Linked DNA regions of Homo sapiens: region 1 is linked to region 2. The links are chromatin contacts, found by Hi-C or POLR2A ChIA-PET in ENCODE. All regions are on one chromosome and are shown on one strand. Each heading gives the region's core, a stretch centred on a gene start or an enhancer-like site at or near the end of the contact. The rest is flanking DNA. Distances are from core to core; before and after follow the strand shown.

The links. Hi-C counts contacts between places; a loop is a spot of excess contacts on that map. ChIA-PET counts read pairs that join two places held with the same protein, here RNA polymerase II (POLR2A). Pooled maps may share reads with other maps.
Region 1: a map with no recorded cell type shows a loop between it and region 2 (16-fold over the local background). The contact joins the enhancer-like site here to the promoter of NUDT22 in region 2. A Hi-C loop is called at or near these places in 1 of 37 single-sample maps with no recorded cell type and 1 of 50 pooled maps. POLR2A ChIA-PET finds 5 or more read pairs at or near these places in 1 of 52 experiments (naive thymus-derived CD4-positive, alpha-beta T cell).

Annotation. Positions count from the first base shown.
Region 1 is chr11:65,651,446-65,654,256 of GRCh38, forward strand. RELA (RELA proto-oncogene, NF-kB subunit) reads right to left here. Exons shown (of 11, transcript NM_021975.4): 11 at 2,156-2,811. Among named protein-coding and RNA genes, the nearest start is that of MIR4489, 3.7 kb to the left of the region's middle. RefSeq lists a silencer at 1,056-1,295 and enhancers at 1,356-1,835, 1,846-1,895, 2,636-2,811. Within about 2 kb of position 1,511, at least 40 of the 41 ENCODE cell types and tissues checked have a DNase peak (open chromatin) inside an H3K27ac peak, as active enhancers do.
Region 2 is chr11:64,225,024-64,228,094 of GRCh38, forward strand. It overlaps NUDT22 (nudix hydrolase 22), which reads left to right and starts at 1,251. Exons shown (of 6, transcript NM_032344.4): 1 at 1,251-1,404; 2 at 1,612-2,109; 3 at 2,545-2,643. The coding sequence starts at 1,630. TRPT1 (tRNA phosphotransferase 1) reads right to left here and starts at 1,163. Exons shown (of 8, transcript NM_001033678.4): 1 at 1,027-1,163; 2 at 763-846; 3 at 476-557. The coding sequence starts at 837. RefSeq lists enhancers at 69-791, 1,392-1,911, 1,912-2,429 and a silencer at 957-1,366.

The DNA.
Region 1 (2,811 bases), core at 261-2,760, 1.4 Mb after region 2:
TTTCTGGACCTGAGGCCCAGATAGGGCAGACTTGCCCAGCATCTCATGCCTATTCCAGTCCCTTCCCTAGGCTGGCTGAAGCTCCATGGTGAGACCTAGGCCCTGGGTCTGTTAACTTAGGTGCTGGCAGGATGAGCTAGGCTCGGAGAAACAGAGCATCTGAGGATCAGGAAGGCTTCATGGAGGAGGTAATATGAGGGCTGAGTTTTGAAGGCTGGGTAGGAGTTCACCAGGCAGAGACGTCAGAGGTATCCTGGTAGGACCAGTCTGGCTGAGGCCTGCTGGACTAGAGCCAAGGCACACCCAGGAACCCAGCGTCAAAGAAGCCAGATCAGAAAGGGTTGTGAAGGTGCACTAGGGATCCTGGGTTAGCAGTTCCCAAGACTGCCACTTTTTCCTGGTTGTGGACTAGTGTGGAAGGCTGTGGTCACTGAGGGTGTGTCTGCAGAAAACTCGGATCTGGTCTTGTGGTTGATGTTTGAAGGGAGATTGATGGGGTGAGATCTGGATGTCAGAGCTCTTTGGCTGCAGGGAGGCGGCTGTAGCCGCAGTCCAGTGGGAGGTCTAGTGGTGACTTAAACTCAGTGATAGCAGTGACAGTGGGGAGAAGTGGGCAGATTTTCCAGGACCTCGTGGAAGGACTGGACGCAAGTTACTAAGGGAAGAGGCGGCATCTACGGTAGTGGCCAGGTTTCCGGCTGGAGCCCTTGGAAGGTGGCAGGGCCAGGGCTGACAGGGAAAAGGAGAGGCAGGCTGGGGATGGCTGAGGTCATTTGGAACAGGATGAGTTTGAGAGGCCCGAGGACGTCAGAGTGGAGATGTCCAGGGGCTGGTGCGCAGGGGAGAGAGATCTGGGTTGGATACGAGGACTTGGAGCTGCTGAGCCATGAGCATGATGGGGTCATTCACGAATGAGAGAAGAACCAGGAGAGGTCTTCGTGGGTCACGGGAGGTCGCGGGACCGAGAAAGCCAAGAGGAGGGAGGCGCAGCCTGGGCTGCAGGGCCTTGGCTCCCTGGTTTCCCTCTGGGCCTCGGGTCGCGGACCTCCGGTCGGGGTCCCTGCGCAGCTCAGCCGTCGGCTTCCTCAGCGTTAGGAGCCTTCTCACCCCGCCCGCTTCCTCCCCGACCCCGCCTCCCAGGCGCTCCCCGGCAGCTTCGCCCGGGTCCTGACCTGGCCACCGCGAGCCCGGGCTCCGCCCCTCGCGTGGGAGTTCCGCCGAGGCCCGCCCTCGCTCCAAGCCCCGCCCCTGGCCGCCCCCCCGGAGCCGGAGCCCCGTGGAAAACGCCACTTCCTCGACGGAATTGGCCTGCCGTCTCGCCGGCGCCGCCCGTCGGAGCCTGCACCCAGGGCCTTTTCTGTTCCTAGGAGACTCGCTGAATTTTGGGACGCGTCCCGCTGACGATAACTCCTTTTCCCCTGCTATTGTCCTCCCGCGACGGTGCGAAGCCCAAACGAAGACGCCATCGGCCTCGGCGGGGATTTTCCCCAGACGCTGGACCCGGCCTCCGGTTGCTGCGGGCTCCTTGTGCGCCTGCGCAGTCGAGAAGGGGGCCCACGCCGGCCAGCGCTTTTTGCTGCTGCGCTTGCGCTGGGGCAAAGCGGAAGTACGTCCAGCTGTAGCCCTTGTGGGCTGCGGCTGGGCCTTTGTTTTGGCTTCCTGAGGCTGTGGATTGAAGATTTCACCGTTCCTCCCAGAACAGAGTATCAAAGCATCGGTGGGCCGGGTAGATCTTTACCTGGCACCACACATTCCCCAAGAGAAGCACACACTCCCTGGGCCACCCAAGGAATTTGGCCCCATCACATCTTTCGAACATCGTTTCTCTTACCTCTGACGCTGGCTAGTCCCTCTTTGACATCCACTCTCAGCTGATCTAAGACCTGGAGCTAATGGGGCCTCTTGGAAGACTCCTGAAACTGCTCCATCCCCACAGCCAGCGGGCTCTACTAGGCTCTCAGTGTGCTAGGACTCTTGCCTTAGCTGCCCGTTTTCATCCACTGGACGGTAACTCGGGGTTTCCAAGGGCATTCTCAGACTGCAAGCTCTCAGAGGACAGTGCACGCATTCACCCAGCTCTCTACCACCAATGTCTGGCCTGATGTGACTAGCAAAATGTGTGCTCAGTGTTTGCTGAAAAAAAGCGGATCTCTAGCCAGCTTGGCAACAGATTTATTAGTTCAGAGTAGAAAGAGCAAGAGTCCAAGTGCTTTGATTGTTCAGTAAAAACTATGCCTCCTGACTGGAGAGCTGCCAGCCTGCTCTCCCCCACTCTTAACAACTTACCCTACTATTAAGGCACTTGAGAAGAGGGAGAGCAAGGAAGTCCCAGACCAAACCCCTTCTGGATCCTGGAGAGAGCCAGTGCTGTTGCACTGGTTTCCTTCAGCCATGGTTGAGCAAGGAAAGAGCCGGCAGAGACCTCTGTAGGGCAGGAAGGCCAGCCCCTCAAACGCTGGTGTTAGGCACAGGGACAATGCCAGTGCCATACAGGGGCTGGTATCTGGGGCGTTATTTTGATTAAGCTGTAATGAATCCATGATGGAAGACACTTGATAAGGCTTTGTGGGCTCAAAGGCCTTACCTCCAGCCTGCTTCTGTCTCTAGGAGAGTACCAGAAGCTGGAGGATGGGGATGGGGGACCCCAGAGTTCCCTACAGAGAAGGGAGCTGACCATCAGGACAGGGGAAAAGTTTGAGTTTCCCCAGCTCCCCCCTTTCCAGAGAAGTTAATGCTTCTGCTTAAGCACCTCCAAAAAGAGAGAGAGATACAGATACTGACAATAAAAGAATAAAATATGGCTCCCCCCTC
Region 2 (3,071 bases), core at 1-2,500:
TTAACAGGGAGCCACAGGCAACCGAAACAAAGTCTGGGCTTGGAGATCGCTTGGGCATCCTCTGTGGGACCTTTAGAAAGTCTCCCCTTTCTGGGCCGCAGTTTTTTCAACTTACATAAAAAGAGGATCTGCCTCACGGAGGGGCAGGGAGGTGAGTGCCCAGCATAGCGCTGGCCCGGAGTGCACACTCACACCACCAGCTGCACCGTATCCTCCAGGGCTCGCCCTCGGGGTAAGTGCTGATCTGGCTGCTTGGCTGGAGGGGGCGGTCACCAGGCCTGGCCCAGACAAGAACTCTCCTCAGTCTGCTGTGGACATGACAGGGGCTCTAGGCCTTGCTCTCCTCTGTGCATGGGGAGGAAGTGCACTCTGTGCCTTCCTCAGGGAGCGGTGGAGGCAGCCATCAGGGAGGAGTCGCAGACAGGCTCACGTTTCTCTCTGGGCTCAAGCCCCAGCCTCCAAGGCCCCTACTTACCAGCTCCCATGGGAAGCCCCAGCTTCAAGGCCCCATGGCGCAGGGCATAGGACAGAGCCTTGGACAGCTGCACGTCTCGGTCCTGAAAGAACCCAGCGGTGGCCCCTAGTCTCCATGGTGACCCTGCCCTACTGCCCATCCTGAACCCTCAATGACCCACTGCAGAGAGAGCCCAGAGAGAAAGGAGTGCCAGTGGTCTCCAGGAATAGTAGGACCCTTCAGCTCCGCCCCCCAGCAACTCCCAGGGAGCCTGGACTGGTGGGAGGGGGTGGGGAGGAGGCGCGCACCTGTTCTCGGGGTCTGGGAGCCCTTCTACCCCTGGACCCTGCTGCTTCCTGCCTCCCTCCTCCAGAGAAGTTCATGGTTAAGACCTGTGGGGGGCAGTGACGAGGGGGGACTGCTTTAAGGCCCCTTCCACGTCCCCATCCCTCCCAGAAAGTCACAAAGCCTCAGGAAGTGAGCGCTGGGTGGGAGTATACGGCTCATTAAGTTCACCACCCCCAAGTCCCTGCTGCAGAGAGGGAAACTAAGGCCCAGCAGGCCAGACTTGCCCAAGGTCACACGGTCAGCCAGGAGCGCAGGGAGGCCGAGCCCCGCACCCCAGATCGCTGGTGCGCCCCGCAGGGTGGTCCGGGAGGCAGGGCCGACGTGCCGACGGACCGGGCGGAAGCGTCGGGGCGGCGGGGACAAACCTCCAGGATCCTCGACCGCGGCGGACCCGCCAATGAAAAGCCGCGTGGAAAGGGGGCGGGCACTTCCGCTTCGGGGAAGGGGCGGAGCCTGAGGGACCCGGCGGCTGGTGAGCGCCCGCTGGAGGCTGGAGCTTCCGGGCCCTGGAAAGGGGTCCCCGCGCGCCCCGGGTCGGAGGCAGACCCCTGGGTTTGGGGGACATGGGCATTTGGGGCGCCTGAACCCAAGACCTCTGGATGGTAGGGATGCCCGGGCGTCCTGGATACCCTGCGGGACTCGGGGCTCCTGCGGGGAAGATGGCACGTTTTACTGCCCAAGGAGTGGTCAGGGGGGTGGAGAAGCGCTGCGGATACCCTCAGGAGGTCTGCGACAGAGGGGGCTAGCTGCGCAGCCCAGGAGTGGTAGTGGCCCCCCTGGATGACAGGCCTGGCCGTATCCTCCCCCAGAGCTGCCCCGTTCAGACCATGGATCCTGAGGTGACCTTGCTGCTGCAGTGCCCTGGCGGGGGCCTGCCCCAGGAGCAGATACAGGCCGAGCTGAGCCCCGCCCATGACCGTCGCCCACTGCCAGGTGGGGACGAGGCCATCACTGCCATCTGGGAGACCCGGCTAAAGGCCCAACCCTGGCTCTTCGACGCCCCCAAGTTCCGCCTGCACTCAGCCACCCTGGCGCCTATTGGCTCTCGGGGGCCACAGCTGCTCCTGCGCCTGGGCCTTACTTCCTACCGAGACTTCCTGGGCACCAACTGGTCCAGCTCAGCTGCCTGGCTGCGACAGCAGGGTGCCACCGACTGGGGTGACACGCAGGCCTATCTGGCGGACCCACTGGGGGTGGGCGCTGCACTAGCCACAGCCGATGACTTCCTTGTCTTCCTGCGCCGCTCCCGGCAGGTGGCTGAGGCCCCTGGGCTGGTGGACGTACCTGGTGGGCACCCTGAGCCTCAGGTGAGATTCCAGGCTGGGCACAAAGACCCAGACAGCTCAAGGGAGCTGCAGCTCTCCACCCTCCCAATCCTCCCAGCTTTGGTTTCCTCATTCCTTAAAGGGAAAATTGGCCTGGTATTTCTCTGGAAGTTTGCTCAGGGCAGTCCACCTGCCTCCCCACTGACCCCTGCCCCAGTCCTGTGAGAAACTAGAAAACACGGGAGGAAAGATTGGGCACAGGAAGAAGATGCCCTACTCCACCCCTGCCCCCTGTGTATCTCCTTTGAAGCTGGACCTCTGGTTGTCTGTCAGGGAAAGGACACCAGACTCAGGATCACTAACTCTCTTACACTGTGCCACATCAGACCCTCAAGGCCAGCAGGTATAGGCTTGCTGGTCCTGAGATGGGGCAGGGGGAAGAGGTGGGGAGCAGGGGCTGAGCCTGACCTCTCACAGGCCCTGTGCCCTGGTGGCAGCCCCCAGCACCAGGACCTCGCTGGGCAGCTGGTGGTACATGAACTCTTTTCCAGTGTCCTTCAGGAGATCTGTGATGAGGTGAGTGAGGTTGACCTGGACAGGGTGGTAGACATGAAGGGAGGGGGTAGGACTTGCCAGAATTCTACAGGTCTGGGCTGGCAGGAGGCCTGCAGGCATCTGGCCAGCAATGAGGGAAGAAGTTGGCTTTGCAGCTATACATACTTGGAGTGGAATTCTAGCCCTCAGTACCCTCTGCCTTGGATTCTTCTTCTTTTCTTTTTTCTTTCTTTTTTTTTTTTTAGACAGAGTCTCGCTCTGTTGCCCAGGCTGGAATGCAGTGGCACGATCTCTGCTCACTGCAAGCTCCACCTCCCGGGTTCACGCCATTCTCCTACCTCAGCCTCCTGAGTAGCTGGGACTACAGGCATCCGCCACCATGCCTGGCTAATTTTTTTTGTATTTTTAGTAGAGATGGGGTTTCACCTTGTTAGCCAGGATGGTCTTGA